Regions from separate parts of the Homo sapiens genome. Here region 1 is linked to region 2. Evidence: read pairs that join two places in POLR2A ChIA-PET (ENCODE). Cell type or tissue: MCF 10A. All regions are shown on one strand. Links, peaks and the distances in the headings refer to the core of each region. The heading gives the core; the rest is flanking DNA.

Region 1 (12,944 bases), core at 4,186-9,185, 68 kb after region 2:
CCCAAGTAGCTGGGATTAAAGGCGTGCACCACCACACCTGGCTAATTTTGTGTGTGTGTATTTTTAGTAGAGACAGGGCTTTGCCATGTTGCCCCAGGCTAGTCTTGAACCCCTGGCCTCAAGTTATCATCCCTCCTTGGCCTCCCAAAGTGCTGAAATTACAGGCCTGAGCCACTGCACCCAGCCAAAACTTTTACTTTATGGAACTTATTGCTTTTTTGTGTGCAAATGTACCATTAAATTTTGTGAATATTTCATGTGTGCTTGAGAAGAAGTTGTATTAATATTGGGAATTAAACTTTGACATATCCATATGTATACATACATACACAGTGTATATGTCTATTCATCAGATCTGCCTTATTAATTATATTCCTTGAGTTCTATTTTTTTACTTACTTTTTTCTTTGTTCACTTGACTTGTCTTATCTTCAGAATGATGTTCTCATGACCAGTTATGGGTTTTGTCTATTTCTGCTTGTATCTCACTGTTTCTGGCTTATAAAATAAATATACTTTTCCTATCCCTTTCTTGGTGCAAAAATATTTATAACTGTTATTGCTCCATTGTGAACTGTGACCTGCCAAGCGTCTGTCTTCATCATGTCTGATGCCTGCTGGCCTGAATTCTATTTTGTCTGATGTTGAGATTGCAGCCCCTGCTCAGCTCAAGGTCCTAGTAGTTACATCAGTTTTGGTCATCAAGTGCTTCAAAGCTCTATGATTTTAGCAATATATTGATTAATTTTTCATCAGAATAGCTGTTGGTTAACAGCAGAAAGGAAAAGAAATACCAGTCAAGAAATGTAGGGGGCCGGGCGAGGTGGCTCACACCTGTAATCCTAGCACTTAGGGAGGCTAAGGTGGATGGATCACTTGAGGTCTGGAGTTTGAGACCAGCCTGGCCAACATGGTGAAGCCCTGTCTCTACTAAAAATACAAAAATTAGCCAGGCATGGTGGTGTGTGCCTGTAATCCCAGCTACTCGGGAGGCTGAGGCAGGAGGATCACTTGACCCTGGGAAGCAGAGGTTGCAGTGAGCTGAGATCGTGCCATTGGACTCCAGCCTAGGGGCAAGAGTGAAACTGTCAAAAAAGGAGAAAGAAAGAAAGAAAGAAAGAAAGAAAGAAAGAAAGAAAGAAAGAAAGAAAGAAAGAAAGAAAGAAAGAAAGAAAGAAAGAAAGAAAGAAAGAAAGAGAGAGAGAGAAAGAGAGAGAGAAAGAAAGAAAGAGAGAGAAAGAAAGAAAGAGAGAGAGGGAGGGAGGAATGAAGGAAGGAAGAGAGAAGAGAAGAAAGGTGCTAATGAGGAAGAGGATAAGACAATAATAATAAAAATGACAATAGTGCCAATTCATCTTATGCTTTTCAATAGGTAAGTTATCTGATGGATTGGCTTAAAAGTCTCATAGAGCACATCAAAATTTCTCTAGAATTAAAAATAAGGTTAAAAAGGAAAACAAATGACCATAATCTGAATTATTGCATTTTTGATGAAACGCTTATCTAAAATAAAATAGTTTTATATCAGTTCATCTTATCTTATGCCAGACAAGGTTACTGCAAATAAGTTTTTGTAAAATTCCAAACAAGATGGGTAAGATGGGTTTCTTTTCCCTGTGAAATGTGTTCACAAGTCAAAAAGGTTTGGGGGCCGGGCGCGGTGGCTCATGCCTGTAATCCCAGCACTTTGGGAGGCTGAGGTGGGCGAATCACTTGAGGTCGCAAGTTCAAGACCAGCCTGGCCAACATGGCAAAACCCCGTCTCTACTAAAGACACAAAAATTAGCTGAGCGTGGTGGTGCACACCTGTATTCCCAGCTACTCAGGAGGCTGAGGCAGGAGAATCACTTGAACCCTGGAGTTGGAGGTTGCAGCGAGCCAAGATCATGCCACTGCACTCCAGTCTGGGTGACAGAGTGAGACTCTGTCTCAGAAAAAAAAGGAGTGGGGTGGGGGTTGGGAAATGCGATCCCAGTGCTTGCTTCTGCATTCCTTGTCACTCACAATAACCCCATGAGCTTTGTATTATCTCTGGATTTCTCTGAACTCACCTGCTTTATGGCTGTGTTCTTTTGCAAACTGTACCTTGGCACATTGAGTGTATTGAATTATGACCAAATAACCCTCATTATGTCAAATAAACAAGCCCAGGGTCCCTGCCTCTCTTCCTGCCTTTGCTTTACCTGGAATCTATAAAAGTCTGATGATCAGCAGGCATTCAGCCTCCTTTGCTGAAGGTTTTTAATCATTCAGCCACCAGAGCCATGCCATTTGCTGGAAAACTGACTTCTGGGCTCAGAGGTCAGCACTGCACTGCAAGGCTCCAAACCTGTGAGCTTCGGGCCAGGTCAAGATGGTTTATTGTCTTCATTTACCCATCCCACTTTCACACACACCCTACTGCAATCAATGACTTCCATCCTCCTGCAGCTGGGGTGGCAGGGAGCTGAGCTGAGAGCCACTCCCACCCAAGCAGAGGAGGCTCAGGAGAAGAGCTAGAAGGGATGGTGAAGGCAAGGATCTGCTCCAGGAGTGAACAGTCACTCTGGGCATGAAACCTCGAGGGGGAGACAGCCCAGGAGGCTGGCCGGTGAGTTAGGTCAAGTCAAACTGAACAGAATCATGAGGGACTGATTGAGTATGTCTACAGAGTTTGCATCTTGAGACAGTCACAACCACTATAGAGTAGTCATTGTGTGTTTACTTCTTATAACAGCAATGACATCTGCTAACAGCAGGTGGACAGTGCTTCACCCTTCAGGTTGCACTGCCTACCATTGCTTGAGCCTCACACCTACCTTGCGAGGGTGGGCAAGGAAGGCATCATTATTATCCAGCAGGAAACTATGGCTGGATGTCCAATGACACCCACAAAACTTGAATTCCACTTTTCTGTCTCTAGACCCTATGGGGCATCACCTGTCAGTCTTCCTGTACCTCAGCAGAGATGAAAGTGAAGGAGATCAGAATTGCTATCCCCGAGATATGCCGCTTTGGAATAGGAATTATTTTGAGATGAAGGCAATGAAGAAGCATCAAATGCAGAAAGAGCACTTTGGCCTCCTTAATCTGCCTCAAAGCAGGACATAAATTTTCCTTTGTGAAGGTATTTCTTCCTCTCTCCCCTACCAGGGGACTGAAAGTTGGCACTGAGATGGGTCTGCACAAATGAACTTTACTAAAATAACCCTCATCTTCCATTAGTTTCCCTCAGATATTTACCTTCCCACAATTTCCCACCTCTAGGACTCCAAATTTCTTTCCCTTCCCCTTATCACTTCTCCATAATTTATTACCTATTGTTAAAGTGGTATATAAGCCCCTAGGTGTAACCACTTCTTGGGATCTTCATTTCTTTTCTATGAAGGTCTCTATGCACTTAAAAATTAAAATATCAACATCAAGTTTGTTTTCTTTTTCTCCTGTTAATCTTCCTTTTTAACAAGTTTAATTTGCAGAGAGCTGAAGAACCTAAGAGGGTAGAGGAGAGTGAAGAGCCCAGGTCATGGCCACTGCACCTTGGGTTCTTGAGCAGCTGCCATCTGGAAGTCAAGTACTCTTCTGCCCAAGGGCTGTCCAGGGCATCATCCACCATTTCTACTCTGAGTCTCAGGACTGTCTGGCCCTGCCCTGCTGCCCTGGAGAAAGGTATTTTCTTGTTGCATCTCCATTTACTATCCTCTTTCTCACCTCTCAAGTAACACATCTCCATTGACTCAGTCAGATCACCTCTGCCTGGCAGAGCCAATTCAGAGTCTTCTTTCCCTTTAAGACTTCCTCTATTAGGAGTGTTGTGCTAACATTGAGGCCTAAAACCACATATTTTTCCTCCCTGTTGACTGTATGTGTATCTGTGAATTGATTTTTTAAATGACCATATTTACCTTCTCAACCCCTCTTAATATGTTGAGCTGCTAGAGGACACGACATATCGATATGAATGCTGCATGGATTTCATAATGCTGGGGGCTGAGTTGGAGTTTATGATGCCTCCATGACTGCAGCTTTCTTATCAACACTGACCATATCATCTTCTTCTTTTGTAACCTCCCACAGCACCTGGACTGAAGGCTGTGCACACAGTGGATGTTAAATAAATATTGACTGATATTCTTTGTTCAATAATACTTCTGTCCATAGGAACTCAACAAATCTTAACTCTTTGGTAAAACTCCTTAAGACATTGAAAAACAAGATATCATATGAGTGCCACGGAAGTATGAATAATGTATTAAGGAGAGTTGGTATTTAGCTTCTTGCCATTTGATATGTAAAACAGGGCTATTATAAGTCTTGAGAACATGGGCTGCCTCTATAATGAAGAGCCACCAGGAGGCATTGGCAATTAAGGTAGGCTCTTGCCTGAAGATGTTGCCATATTTTGTGATCTCACACTTTGCTTTCAGTTCCTGGATGGAGTAAACAGTGAATGAGATGAATACATTACAGCAGGGAAAAAGCATCCTTTGAAACATGGAGCTGATGGTGAGTAGGAAGAGTCAAGTGAGAGGCATGCCTGCCTCAAACCTAAGAAATGTCCACAGGGCACCTTTAGCACAAACCACCCAGAGTCCTGTGGACACCAGCCCTGGAAAGGTAGCCGACTGTAAGGGGCTCCTCCTCCACACAGGGAAATCACCCTTTTCTCTGCACAAACAGGGAAGCCCCAGGGTAAGGCTCCAGAGGTCATGTGTGGTTTCCATCTGGGCCATCTCATACAGTCACTTTGCAGTTCTGATAGTCCCACCATGTTTTTGTTTTGGTAGACAACATATTTCTTAAGGGTGGGCCCTGCTTTCAATTTCTTTTGAATTCCCTAAAAACTACTCTCTAGTCATCTAGGCTAACAATTGCAGAGAATGTGGTGGGATTAGGCACCAGCTATGGTTGCATTTTATGAGATGTAAGGTACTTTCAATTCTGACCATTCTATTTCTAGATTCCCATGAAAAATCAAAGAGACCGTTTCTTCTCCTCTAGTGGTGAGCAGCCACCAATGACCCTTCTTCTCTTTGAACAAAGTAATGGTCATTTTCAAGAAGTCAGAAAAATAATCTTTAGTTTATGTTCTCTGACAGACTTCGAGGGGAGGGATGACCTGGGGCACAGCATGGGTGACACACCCATGGTGCATTTGATCCAGAGATTACTTGTATTAAACATTGACTCTTTCTAGTGCTTCTCCACTGGGATGTTAATTCCCTCTCTAGTTCAAGCTCCTTGCTTGTCCAGGACACAGTCAGGCACTCATCCTCAGGTGGATCTGTCGACTCTGCTAATATAGAGAGAAAGTTGAGATTGCACTGCAGGGGCCCAAAGACCTGGGAATTAAAATTTTAAAATGTGAAAGGACTTAAGACTTTTATTTGCCATCAAGCTGGATGCTTCTGGGATTTAAAAGTGGTTGTAAGAGTTAAAGAAAGAGGAAAGAAATGCAAAAAGTGGCTCAACAGTCAAAGACAGGTTGATTTTGGAGAATAAACCTGAGAGGGGCTTCTGGTCACTTTGGTCAGGAGCACTCTCTCTTACAGACTAAGAGTATTTATTGGTTTTAGGGTGAGAGCTTATCACAAGCTTGGAATGTTTCCGTGTTGGGGAGAACTTTATGGTGGGGTTGGAATGTCTCTGGCTGGAGGGGAGGTTATCTTGGGCCTGGCATGCCTCTGGTCGGGGAGGAGTTTATTTCTTATGGTTGGAAAGTTTCTGGTCAGAGATGTCATTTGTGGTTTATGGTCCTGCTGACCTTAGCCATTAGGCTGATGCCCTTTGGATTTAGGCAGTTTTTGATCAAGGTGAACTTTAAAATGGCGGTGCTTGTCCAAGATGGCAATGCTCCTACTCTGTCAGTGGTCCCTTCCCCATCCCTCACCAGATAAACCCCTGGGGTATTGGCCAGGCAACCGGGATGAAGCATGAGAATGGCCCCCAAACCAGGACCCATGTGCCACTCCCAGCCTCAGGGCTGGCTTCTCCCAGCCTCTCTCACACCCAGCAGCTGGGACTTGCTGCCCACACCACCTGCGTTATTTGGATTTCTTTAAATAAAAATTTTAAATAGCCATATGTCAAATGCCTTTCCTTGAATGGTATCTAATGTAGTGTCATCTATATATGTGCTACCCAGATTCATCAACTTGTCAGTTACTTATGCCTTGATGCCTCTCACTTTAAAAATGCCTCTCATTTTAAAAAGAAATAAAATCATAAAAGTACTCCTTTAATCCATCCTTTTTCCTCCCTCCCCAGAATTAACCACTCTTCCTGAGTCAGTGGGCATTATTCCCATGATACCCATAAACAATACATGGTATTATTTTGTTGTTTTTTAAAATAATCAGAAATGGTATCCTAGTATGCAGCCTTTTCAACTTATATCTTATTTTTAACTTTTGAAATGTATTTGCATTAATAAAAATATATTTGCTTCATTCATTTTAACATGTGTATAATATTCCACAGGATTCAATCCCCAATTGATAGGCAACTAGGTATAATGTTTCCAGTTTCTTTCTATCAGAACAATACGGACTTCTTCAATTTACTGGCTGTTGTCAAAATGCTTGCCAAAGAGGGTGTGTCAATTACCTTTTTGCCAGATTTGCATAAGAGTTTCTATTTCTCCACAACTTGTCGACATTTGGTAATCAGTGCAATCTGATGTTAAGTAAAGTGATATTTTAACATTGGTTTATTTGTAATTCCTTGACTTTTTGTGAGGTTGAGCTTCTTTCCATATCCTTATTGACTACCTAGCTTTTCTTTTCAGTGGCAATCCTATTTGTATATTTAAAAAATCATGTTATTTGTCTTTTTCTCACTGGTTTGAAGGAGTTCTTTACCTATCCTTTATAGCAATCCTTTGTCAGTTACATGGGTTTCAAATATCTTTTCCTAGTTCATGACTAGACTTTTTTTTTTACTCCTCTATCATGTCTTGATGAATAGATATCCTTAATTGTAATTGAGTCAGATTTATCAACTGCACCTTCATGATTTGTGCTATTTTAGAGCATCCTTTAAAAAATCTATTTAAAAAATTCTTTAAAACAAGGTTACAGGAAACAAAGTTAATATACAAAAATCAATGGTGTTCATATATTAGCAACAGGCAATTGAAAATCAAATGATCTTCCTTGAATAAAGACAGTTTTCCTTCTTCCTTTCTGATCTTTATGCCTTTTATTCCTTGCTTTATACCATTGCTAGAAGCACCATTACAATGTTAAATAAAAGTGATGAGAGTGGGAATTCTTGCTTTGGCCTAGATTTTAGGAGGAGAATATTCAATATTTCACCAGTTAGTATAATGTTGTATTTTTTGTAGATTTCCTTTATTAGCTTAAGAATGATCTCTTTATTCCGAGTTTTCTGGGAATTTTTATCATGTATCAGTGTTAATTTTGTTAAACGCTTTTTACACATTCATTGAAATGATTACATGTTTTAAAATTTTTTTCTGTTAAACTGCATTGATTATTTGATGTTAAACTCTACCTTGTTTTTCTTAGAAAAAAAAATCTACATCTTGACATATTGTTTTTATATCTTGCTGGGTTGAATTTGCTAATATTTTTATAAGTATTTTTCAATCTGTGTTGATGTTGCTCTTTCATTATTCATAATATATTTGTCAAGTTTTCATATTAGGCTTATGATGGCCTCATAAAGTGAGTCGGAAAATATGCCCAGCTCATCTTTTTCCTAGGTTTGTATGGATTAAAGGTCTTCATTTGTGTTTGGTAGAATGCAACAGTGAAACCACTCAAGCCTGCGATTTTCTTTGTAGGAAGGTTTTTGATAGCAACTTCAAAATTTTTAATAGACATAAGACTATTTAGGTTTCCTATTTTTTGTCTGTGTCCATTTTGGTAAATTGTGTTTTACAGGGAATTTGTTCATTTCATATTTAAGTTACCAAATTTGTTGGTATTAAGTTACTCTAAATATTATCTAGTTATCCTTTTAATGTCTGTACCATGATAGTAATAGCCTATCTTTCATTCCTGATGTTGGTAGCTTGTGTTTTCTTTATTTTTTCTCCTGACCAGTCTCGTTAGAGGTTTATCTTTTAAAAAGAAATATCTTCTCAAAGATTCAGCATTCTTAATTTTTTCTCTGGCTTTTTTTTTTTTCTTTTTTTTGAAAGAGTTTCACTGTCACCCAGGCTGGAGTGCAGTGGCATAATCTCGGCTCACTGCAGTCTCCGCCTCCCAGGTTCAAGAGATTCTCGTGCCTCAGCCTCTTGACTAGCTGGGATTGTAGGTGTGCATCCCAATGTCCAGCTAATTTTTTTGTATTTTTAGTAGAGACAGGGTTTCGTTTTGTTGGCCAGGCTGGTCTCGAACTCCTGGCCTCAAGTGATCCTCCCACCTCAGCCTCCCAAAGTTCTGGGATTATAGTCATGAGCCACCATGTCTGGCCACTTTTTTTTTTTTTTTTTTCTGATTTCACGCTGTCAGACTTTATGATATTGTCCCACAGGTAGTTGGGGCTTTGTTCATTTCTTCAACCTTTTTTTTCTTTCTATTCTTCAAACTGGATAATTTAAAGTGTGCTATCTTTTACGTTAATTGACTTTCCTCTGTCATCTTCACTTTACTCTAAGACTTCAATACGTTTTACTTTCATGTACATATTTACTATTCTTTCATTTACTTATTTATTTAGTTTATATTCACTGTAGATTTATTATTCACACATATACTTCTCAGTTCTTTTTGTTTTTTTCTTGAGACAGAGTCTTGCTCTGTTGCCCAGGCTGGAGTGCAGTGGTGTGATCTTGGCTTACTGCAACCTCCATCTCCTGGGTTCAAGTGATTCTCCTGCCTGAGCCTTCCAAGTAGCTCAGACTACAGGTGTGCACCACTACACCCAGCTAATTTTTTGTTTTTTGTATTTTTTAGTAGAGACGGGGTTTTGCCATGTTGGCCAGGCTGGTCTTGAAATCCTGACCTCCCGTAATCCACCCGCCTCAGCCTCCCAAAGTGCTGGGATTACAGGCATGAGCCACCACACCTGACTCCCCTCAGTTCTATACTTTCTACTTGGTTATTTTTACACAGTTTTTAAATTTTCTTTTTCTGGGATTTTCTATTTTTACATACATTATAAGCAATATTTCTTTATTTCCTCAAGCATACTTATACTAATTGTTTTAAAATCTTTATCTGGTCATTGCAATGTCTGGGTCATCTCAGGTTGATGGCTTTTTTTCTCTTCAGAACGCATGAGACATTCCTGTTGGTTGTGTGTTTAGTAATTTCCGATTGTGGCCAGGACATTGTGTTGCTACGTTGTGGGGAATGCAGATTCTGTTCTATTCCTCTGAAGATAGTTGTGTTTGCCTGTTTATTTATTTTGTATGTTTGTTTTGACAGGCAATCATCTCCATTGGATTCAAACGTCAAACTCTGCTTCTTGGGTGTCATTCAAACTTCAGTTTCTTCATCTTTAGCCAGAGTCTGTCCTGTATGTGGATGGTCCATGGGTCAGAGAGAGACTTGGGAAGGGTTTTCACACAGAATTTGGAGCTTCTCCTCTCTAGCTCTCTCCTTTCTGGGATTCCTCTTTCGCTTTCCTGCAGCTGGGTTTGCCCTTTTCTCAGTACAGTGATTCTCCAGCCTGAAGGACCACAGGTTTCCACTGGTGTTTTAGCCGCAACTATACAACACCCACTGTGACCTACCCTCAGGCAAAATCCCATACAGAAATAAATTCGCAGCATTCCCTCTCCTTCTTCCAGGGTCAGCTCCCCTCCAGGATCTCAGACAGCTGTGCTTGGTTTGTTTTTCTCACTTTCCAGTGCCATCAGGCCATTGCTTTGTGCTTTTTCCAGAGTTTTCATTGTTATATCAAGAAGGGCAGGGTCTAGTATGAGCTGGTTGACTATCTCTACTTTTAGTGACTTAAAGTTTTACTTTTCACTTTGGGCCTGTAATTCACTTTGAACACTGTGGGACTTGGACAGAGGGAGGAACAGGCACTCCCCCAGTTTTGGGCACGGAGACACAGACAAGCAATCCCAACACAAATGTGGCATATTGTCATGCTCTGACATACATGGTCATGCACAGACGGGGAAGGTACATGGATGCATGTGTGTGCATCTGGCCCTGCAATGGGTCAGGAAGCTGAGGAGCCACACAGCATAAACGGGACGGACCGCAGTACTAAGTGTCCTGGCTCAGGGGCACTGAGCACCCAGGCAGAGCTCGTCCAGCTCCCCAGGAAGCCAGCCAGGGCAGAGAGGAAAACTTGTTAATGGGTTGTTAAATTGTGGTTCTAAATTTACCTTTTTCAATGTAGATAATTAAAAATAGCTTAGCGTCATTAGGTGGGGATCTGAATTTGTCTTTTTAAAATACAGATAACTGATTGTCATGGTACCATTTATTCAATTGTCCTGTTTCCCCATTGATATCAAATATATTATCCACATTTTCTTATGTGTATGGATCTATTTCTGACCTTTCTGTTCTGCTCCAGTTGTCTGATTTTATCCCCGCACCCGTACTTCCCTGCTTTAAACACAGTAGTTTTGTAATCAGTCTTAATGTCTGATAGGATAGATATCTTCTGATTCTTCTTTTCCTCTTCCTGGGAACCGTTCTTTAAACTTTTACTAGGTATTTTTGGTGCTTTATCTTTTCATTTAAATCCTGAAGTCAGTTTGTGACATTTAATTACAATCTTCCTTTGAGACTTTGATAGAAAATAAGTTGAATATATAGTTTATTTTGAGAAAATTACCACCTTTAGAATCCATGGTCTTCTCATCCTTGAATAGGCACGTCTCTGCTTCCTCAATTCTTCTTTCAGGCCCTTCGGTAAAGTCCATAATTTGTCTGCACATCTAGTCTTCCCTTATACTCCAAAGTCTCTCATGGGAAGGAGCTACACATTTTTTGCCTTTGTTCTCTCTCACCAAAGTCTGTCACAGTTATCTGCCCAGTAGGAGCCCTCAAGAAACACATTTAGACCTCTGTCTTTGGGTTTTATATCTAAATACAGAATCCAATTGTCAGAGGCATATGAACCAGAGCAACTCCATCTTAAATAGGAGCTGGGTAAATGAGGCTGAAACCTACAGAGCTGCATTCCCAGACGGTTAAGACATTCTAAGTCACAGGATGAGATAGGCGGTCAGCACAAAATACAGGTCATAAAGACCTTGCTGATAAAACAGGTTGCAGTGAAGGAGCCGGCCAAAACCCACTGAAACCAAAATGGCCACGAGAGTGACCTGTGGTCGTCCTCATTTTTACACTCCCACCCGCGCCATGACAGTTTACAAATGCCATGGCAACGTCAGAAAGTTACCTTAGATGATCTAAAAAGGGGAGGCATGAATAATCCACCCCTTGTTTGCCATATCGTCAAGAATAACCATAAAAATGGGCAACCAGCAGCCCTCAGGGCTGCTCTGTCTATGGAGTAGCCGTTCTTTTATTCCTTTACTTTCTTAATAAACTTGCTTTCTCTTTGCACTGTGAACTCGCCCTGAATTCTTTCTTGCCCAAGATCCAAGAACCCTCTCTTGGGGTTTGGATCAGGACGCCTTTCCCGTAACACAATGAATAAATATAGTTGGAACTCTTGGTGTTGTGGGTGTTGGAGAGGAGATTTAGCTGAGACATCAAGAAACAGTAGATGTCATATTTCAAAGTGAGACAATAGACCATGAAACATCAAAAACAATTTGGCTGAGAATTGTTAGATGATTCTTCAGTATTTTGCCTCTACTGATGCTACAAAAGGTTTAAGGGAAGGGAATTTTGTAGAAAATGCTAAGTGTGAGAATTTTTAAGGAGTTGCTGATATGCTGTGAGTCTCTCTCACTGTCATCTTGCCACAGGGGGTAAGGGTGGGGTGTGCCTGTCTCTAGTCTCAGGTCTTAGGAATGAGGTCTTAGTGGGTCCACCAAGAGAGCGTGGTGCATGTCCTCCATGGTTGGAGGCTACAGGACACCGGTTTCTGACTCTTGGGGACTCTAATATCTAGTGAGGAACAGGACGAACCGTTAGGATCTGCCTGCATCCCAGAGTGTGTTGGGGTGAAGGAGGCACAAATGTGTCCGGTGAACCACAGGTAAGCCATGGAGCTCAAGAGAACTGTGTCCGTCATCCTAGACTTTGTACAAGAGAGACACTTGAGGTGGGAGCAGACATCATCTCAGAGAAACCAAAGACAACACCATGTTCCCGGGGATGGGAGGAGAAATTGATGAGCTAGTGGAAAGTGCATCCCCAGTGTCCAAGGATCTGCAGATGAGGAACCCCTGAAGACCCCCCGGAAGCAGCACATGAGATAAGGCGTTTGTTTCAAGCACCTGATGGGCCCAGAGAATGTGGAGCCAACCTGGGAAACATCAGTCCAGTATAGGAAGAGCTTCCGTTCCCCATTCCCAGTTCCCCTTACTCCCCTCTACCCTGCCCTTGCCCCAACAACTGTTCCTACCCCTGGAGCAGCAGGCCAGGAGAGGGAGAGGGTTCAATTTATTAATTATGGCAAATTGCAAACATATATTAAAGTAGAGATAATAGTATGATGAACCCCCATCAATGAGTTTCAGCAAGTATCAACTTATGGCCAATCTTGTTTTATCTATACTTACTACCTCTAATTATCCTTCCTGAATTATTTTGAAGACAATTCCACAGATTATACATAATATTTCAGTCTATACCTTGAAGAGATACTGATACATGTAAACGTTTACATCCATATGTGTGTCATATACGTAGAGCTACACACTCAAAGATCCACCCCATGCTAAAAATGTCCACTAATTCCTTTATGGCATCAAATGAAAACATCTAATTTTAAGTCAAGTTCAGAATTTTGATTGTCATATGGGACTGGACATGTCAACTCCTAAATGGCAACTATGCCTAAATGGCAACTATGTTTTGTGACTTTAGAAACCATAGGATTAACTGACTTTT
Region 2 (5,909 bases), core at 249-5,248:
TGGGTATGAAATATAGTCTCTACTCAAGTATATTTTTCTCTTCTAAATAATAAACCCTGTTTTGAGCAATTGTGTTATGTTTATAACATATTAAAATGAAAAATGCTTCTATGCATTTCTCTTAAAAAAATCTTATTTGTGTAGGCCAGAAGATGCCTACATCTAGCTTCATCCTGCCTTCCTAACTTGAAAAGTTATCTTCCAAGCCCATCAGGGAAGAGTCTACCAGTTTCCTCCCTCACTTACTGAAGAGAATGTGCCTGTAACTCAAGCTGTTTGCAAATCGTTACTAAAGCTTCATGGGGCTCCCAGGAGACATCAGGATAGGATAAGGCGCTCATGCCCTGAAACCAAGTCTGCTCATGGCACTGGCTGCGTAACTATCACGCGCTGGGCCCCAGATAAGCTTATTTGTTTGGTTCCTCAAAATTTTAGTTTGAGCTCAGTGGAATTGATTTGTCGGTAAACTTTCTGAGAGGATATTTTACAGCAAGGAAGACCAGCCACCCTTGTAGGGCCTCTCCCTGCTACCCCGTGGGGAGCTGGCTTGACCTTTGACCTACATCTGACACACGTGTTAACATGCCCTCGTAGTTGGTTATTGTATGTCGATTTGGTGTTATTTGTCCCCCCAGGGTTTATGATCAGCTCTTCTATGCAGACAGAGCCCCTGTCACACACACATGGCTGTGCTGGGCACGGCGGGGTCTTAGGAGTGAAAGTGCATTCCAGACTCTGTCCCGCCAGAGCTGTACTCCAGCGGGGAGCATCTCCTATAACACACAGGTAAAAGCAAAGAAAGAATGACATGTTAAATTTCCTGTCATTGCCTTTGAGGGCAAACATTCGTTGAGGGACCAGAAAGAGTAGTCAGGAAATAGGTGAAGGAGAGATGTGTGAGCTTGAAGGAGACCATAGATCACACCCAAAGGCACTGACAGGTGTGTGGGCAGGTACCTACTGGGACGGAGAAAGTAAGACTGTCTTAATCAAGGACTGCCTGGACGCATCTCTCAGGCGTTTGCCGTCAGCACATCCTGCCAATTCTGCCTTCAAAATCAACCTCAGGCAGCCAGTCCTCACCGTCATCACCACTCGTGCCGAGTCATGGCCCTTGTGGCCCATGAGGTGCAGCCTCCTTGTGGCTGTCCTTGTGTCCCCCCATCCTTACCCCACTCTATGCCCTGCCTGTCAACCCAAATTTGCCCCATTGAGATCGCCCAAGGCTTTCCACACATCAAAGGCAAACCAGAGCCCTTCCCATGCCCCTGGGCCTTGGGATCTGCCATCGGCTATTCCCTGTTCCCTGCTTTCTAGGCTCACGGCCCCTCTTGGGGTTCCTCAAACACTCCAGCGTGGCCCCTATTCCAGGCTTTGGAGCTGGTGGTCGCCCTCCTTGGAGGAATTTCACAAGACTCACTTCACTGGTCACCAAGGTCTCTACTAAAACATCATCAAGGTCCCTGCTGAAACAACACTCTCCCTAGAGGCCGTCCTGTACCACTCTGCCCTCATCTCTCTCAGACCCTCCCCGGCCTAATCTCTTCCTAGCGCTTAACATCTGGGGCCCCATGGGAGCACTTTGTTTTTCTTGCTGGCTGCACTGTGTCTAGAGTCTGGCCCATGGCAGATGCTTGCTAAATATTTGCTGAATAAATGCATGGATTTGCGAGTTGCCATCCACAATGGTAAATTCAGCCCTTCAAAGATGCTCAGCGCTCTGGTCCCCACAGCAGCGGTTAAACCCCTTTAAGCAGTGCTGTGTGCAGAAGCCTCTTGGGATGCAGAGGCCTCCGAGGAAGGAAACATGACGTGTCTTTTGTGGAGCGCAGGCTGTGATGAGCATCTTCAGGCTCCCCATCTTTTGTCTGCAGGAGTAGCTGCAGAATTGAACTTGGGGGCTCAGTTACAGGGAGGGACAGAAACCCCCACCAGAGAGTATGTCTGCCCTCTTGACGGTCACATGCTCAGCACTGGGCAGAGCCTACCCCTTCTTTCAAGTAAAAGGAGCGGCTGTGTTCCGATCACTCCCTGATGCAAAGCTTCTGAAAAGGTTTGCTCACCTTACTGACTAATTAAAGGGAAGCCACATTTTTCCCTCCCTGGTCTCTGCAGCCATACCACCAAGGGCTATTTGATAGGCCCACGGCAGCTTGGGTTACACAGATGCCCGCGATAATGCCATTTGCTGCGATGATTGAGTCGACAAGGCTGAGTGACTTGGGGAAAATATTCCCCGATTGGACTAACCTGTTGGCGGCCTGCTTACCATCACACTTGTTTTTATAATGAAAAAGGAAATTATTTCTGCTTTTAATGATGGCAGCTCCAGAAATGGTGAGTAAAATGGGTGTGAGGAGAGAAGATGCTTCTCAACACTTCTCAGTGTTGTACAGCTTGCCAACCACAGCCTGTTTGGGAGGGGATGTTCTCACCCAGGTTCCATCTTTCAGAAGCCATTTGCCCACTTATTCTTTTTATATGGATAAACGATGTAATTTGCTACATGCTGATAATAAACAGAGGTATCAGCAAGAATGAAAGCCAGAAAATGGCCCAACATGAACTTCTTGCTTTTCTAAGTTACTCTTTCAAGCTCTTCTTGCGATAGAAATGAAATGAACATTTTTGGCACAGAACTCTTGTTTAGATTTTACTATGATCTTGGGAAACACGGGTTGCTTCAAATGGCTTACTAGATCCCTTTGGAATTTCAAACGTTACAACAGGTAGTCACAAAGGGAATGAAAGCGGATGATCTGAGTGTCTGTGCTGATGTGCCTGCTGGAGCCCCTGTGGATTTTAGCCCTTGGAGGAAGCAGGTTCCCAGAGCAGCCATGCCTGATATCTGGGAGAGGGAACTAGAATTTAATTGGGAATCTTCTGCTATTTCCCTGCTTCCTCCGCCCTCTCAGAGTTACAGGGAATGACTTAGAAAGGTCTCTGGTCTCCTTGGCATTGTGATAGGTGGAATTCTTTCGTAGGAAACACAGCCCCGGGGTTATTTTGATGCAAGCCGTTGGTCCAAAGCCACTCCCCACTTTGCTATGTGGGGGAAGGACCGGGCACCGGACGGCTCGGGTACTTTCGTTCTTAATTAGGTCATGCCCGTGTGAGCCAGGAAAGGGCTGTGTTTATGGGAAGCCAGTAACACTGTGGCCTACTATCTCTTCCGTGGTGCCATCTACATTTTTGGGACTCGGGAATTATGTGAGTACCGAAACTACTTATGCTTATGGTAGGTGTACCACACGCACAGGGAAAGAATTGCGTTTATGTGGGACAGGTGAAAACAATCGCAAAAAAGCAATGGAAAGGGCTTTGAGAGTAATTTATCTTCTGAACAATAGCAATATGGCAACTTCTAAATGGTGAGAGGGAGTCCCTCTAAAGCAATCGATTTGAAGATTGGTTGGACAAACAATGGGAAAGTCATTGTCTTAGCAGAATTAAGTTCATACTTTTTTTTTTTTTTTTTTTTTGCTAATTCTAGAAGCTTTTCTGTTATCTGCTGTAGCTCAGACGAAAATGCATTCTCACCAGATGACTGTTTTTGGTTAATCGATACTGAATGCGCTTTGTGTGGACTGTCGAATTTCAAAGATTTACCGTATGACCAAGATGCACCTGATGCTACAAGTATAAATAGGGGAACAAATGCTTTCTGTTCTTCCTCGGCTAAGGAGGTAGAGGTGGAGGCGGAGCCGGATGTCAGAGGTCCTGAAATAGTCACCATGGGGGAAAATGATCCGCCTGCTGTTGAAGCCCCCTTCTCATTCCGATCGCTTTTTGGCCTTGATGATTTGAAAATAAGTCCTGTTGCACCAGGTAAGTGGACCCAGGTGAGGACTCTGTGATTTCTGCCCATACCCTCATGTAGGTGACCAATGTGACTGACTGTCCCTGTGGGGGAAATATCTCCCCAGCCATTCTGACACCCACAGGCTGGACACCTGCACTTCCCTAGATCTGCAGAATCTCAGGGAGAAGGGGCATTGGAGAGGGGATCGTTTCGTTAAGCCCTTTGCTCTCTCCCTGGAGACCGGTGTTTTCTTCTCTTGTTGGAGGTTTTCAGAGACTGGGGCTCCACAATTGTCCTGTCAATCCTGAAGGAGGTCAGATCCTGGCCAGGAAATCTCTGAGTCCTCCAGGAAGTCCTGAGAAGCAGTGGCCACCAGTCCCTCCGAAAACTCAGGATAAACTGGATGTCGCCAAAGATATTAGAGGCCTAGATTAAAATCCAGCAGCAGATGACGGAGTGGCTCCTAACAACTGAAGGAAAAAAGTTGGTTTCGTAAATAAGTCACAAATGCCTGATAAAACAGTGGACTCTCTAGCAACCTATACGGCTAGGATCTTTTTGACCAGAGATAGTCAGGACTGGTCAAAGGGAGCTGTGGGGTTGCCGGTTCTGGAAGTCAGGGCTTGGACGCAGGCAGATTCCTGACACATTGGTGCTAGGGAGGAACCACAGGAGCTCTGCCTGAGGTTCCAGAAAGTGGGAGTGGGGGTCACCCTAATGATTTCTTTTAAACCAACTGGAAAATTGGCTTGGAGGAGGTTTGGAAAGGATGGGAGGTGGGAGAAGAGGTTTCAAGTAACTGAAAAGACACACATTTAAAAATATGGCTCAAAATTAGCTAAGTGTCAATGAAAGAAAAAAAAATCTTGCAATCACCTGACTCCCAAAACTTACCTGGTTTTTATGTCTGCAAAGTCTCTTCCTGCTTTTGCCCGTATGTGTGGTTTCATGCACAGTACAGATATAGGCAGGTGGGTTTTTTCCATAAAAGGTTTTTATAAATTTTTTCTTATGGAATCACAGTATTCCATCAAGTAGATATGCAATTTACACAGCCATTTGATCATAGTTTGACCTATAGTTGTTCCTAATATTTTATAATATAAATAATATGAATATTAATAGCACTATAATATTCCTTTCTCTTATTTTTTGATTATTTTGCTATGACTAAGTAGTGGGGAGGAACAAAAACTTTTCCTTGTAAATAGAGTAATGTATTGTTCATTAGAAGAACAATTTAGAAAATACAGTTCATTGAAAAGATTTTTAAAAATTACCCACGACGGCATCATTACTCAGAGATAATCCTATTAGCAATTTATTATTGAATTTCTTGCCTTTTTCTATCTATATATCTATATTTCCTTTGGAAGTAACATGTACTATTTGTATTATTTTGAAGCTTTTAAAAAATTTTAACAATATCACCTTCACCTTTCTATGGCATTAAATAATTAAATATTTTCTAGATGTTGACAAACTATGGCTGATGGGTCAAATCTGGCCCACCCCCTTCTTTTGTAAATAAAGTTTTATTGGAACACAGACATGCTCATTTGTTCACATACTGTCTGTGGCTGCTTTCACGCCATAACAGCAGAGTGGGGTCGTTAGGACAGACCGCATGGCCCATAAAGTTTAAGTGCTGTATTTACTGTCTGGTCCTTTACAGAAAATCTCTCCAACCGTTTTCTATATCATCTTGTCCTCCTATAGGTATTCCATTATATGTGTACCTCATTTGTTATTTCACCCGTTCTTTTTTGTGGGTAATTTGGTCCGTTTCCTGTGCATCAATATTATAAGTGCCATTCTTCTAAGTGTCCTTGGGGGTCGATATTTGCGTATATCTATGGTGACATTTTAGGATAAATTCCTAGAAGTGGAACTGCTAGGTCAAAACTTTCATCTGTTTTTGAGCTTTCCGGTGTCTAAGTTTACACAGCTGGGAAGTTTACACAGTTTCTACCCCTGTGACTGTAGGTGGGGGACCATTTCCTTTCACTTCATGTGAATCATTGTGAAGTTGGCATGTAGTTATGTCTCATTTGCATTGTTTTCATTTCTCAAGAAGTTGAAAGCTTTTTTTTTTTCTTTTTCTTGA

What was found. ChIA-PET counts read pairs that join two places held together with the same protein. Peaks named below come from ENCODE experiments on the same cell type or tissue, not always from the same donor. Only the 100,000 strongest peaks of a DNase experiment are listed, where the experiment ranks them.
Region 1: POLR2A ChIA-PET joins it to region 2 with 5 read pairs; 9 of 35 experiments call an interaction of 5 or more read pairs at or near these places.

Annotation. Positions count from the first base shown.
Region 1 is chr21:42,322,235-42,335,178 of GRCh38, reverse strand. No RefSeq gene overlaps it. Among named protein-coding and RNA genes, the nearest start is that of TFF3, 13 kb to the right of the region's middle. In MCF 10A, for the core only: no CTCF peak of the experiment used is centred there; no DNase peak of the experiment used is centred there.
Region 2 is chr21:42,393,243-42,399,151 of GRCh38, reverse strand. It overlaps TMPRSS3 (transmembrane serine protease 3), which reads left to right and starts at 3,100. Exons shown (of 13, transcript NM_001256317.3): 1 at 3,100-3,210; 2 at 3,684-3,828. The coding sequence starts at 3,735. RefSeq lists enhancers at 3,808-5,007, 5,798-5,909. In MCF 10A, for the core only: no CTCF peak of the experiment used is centred there; a DNase peak (open chromatin) is centred at 3,031.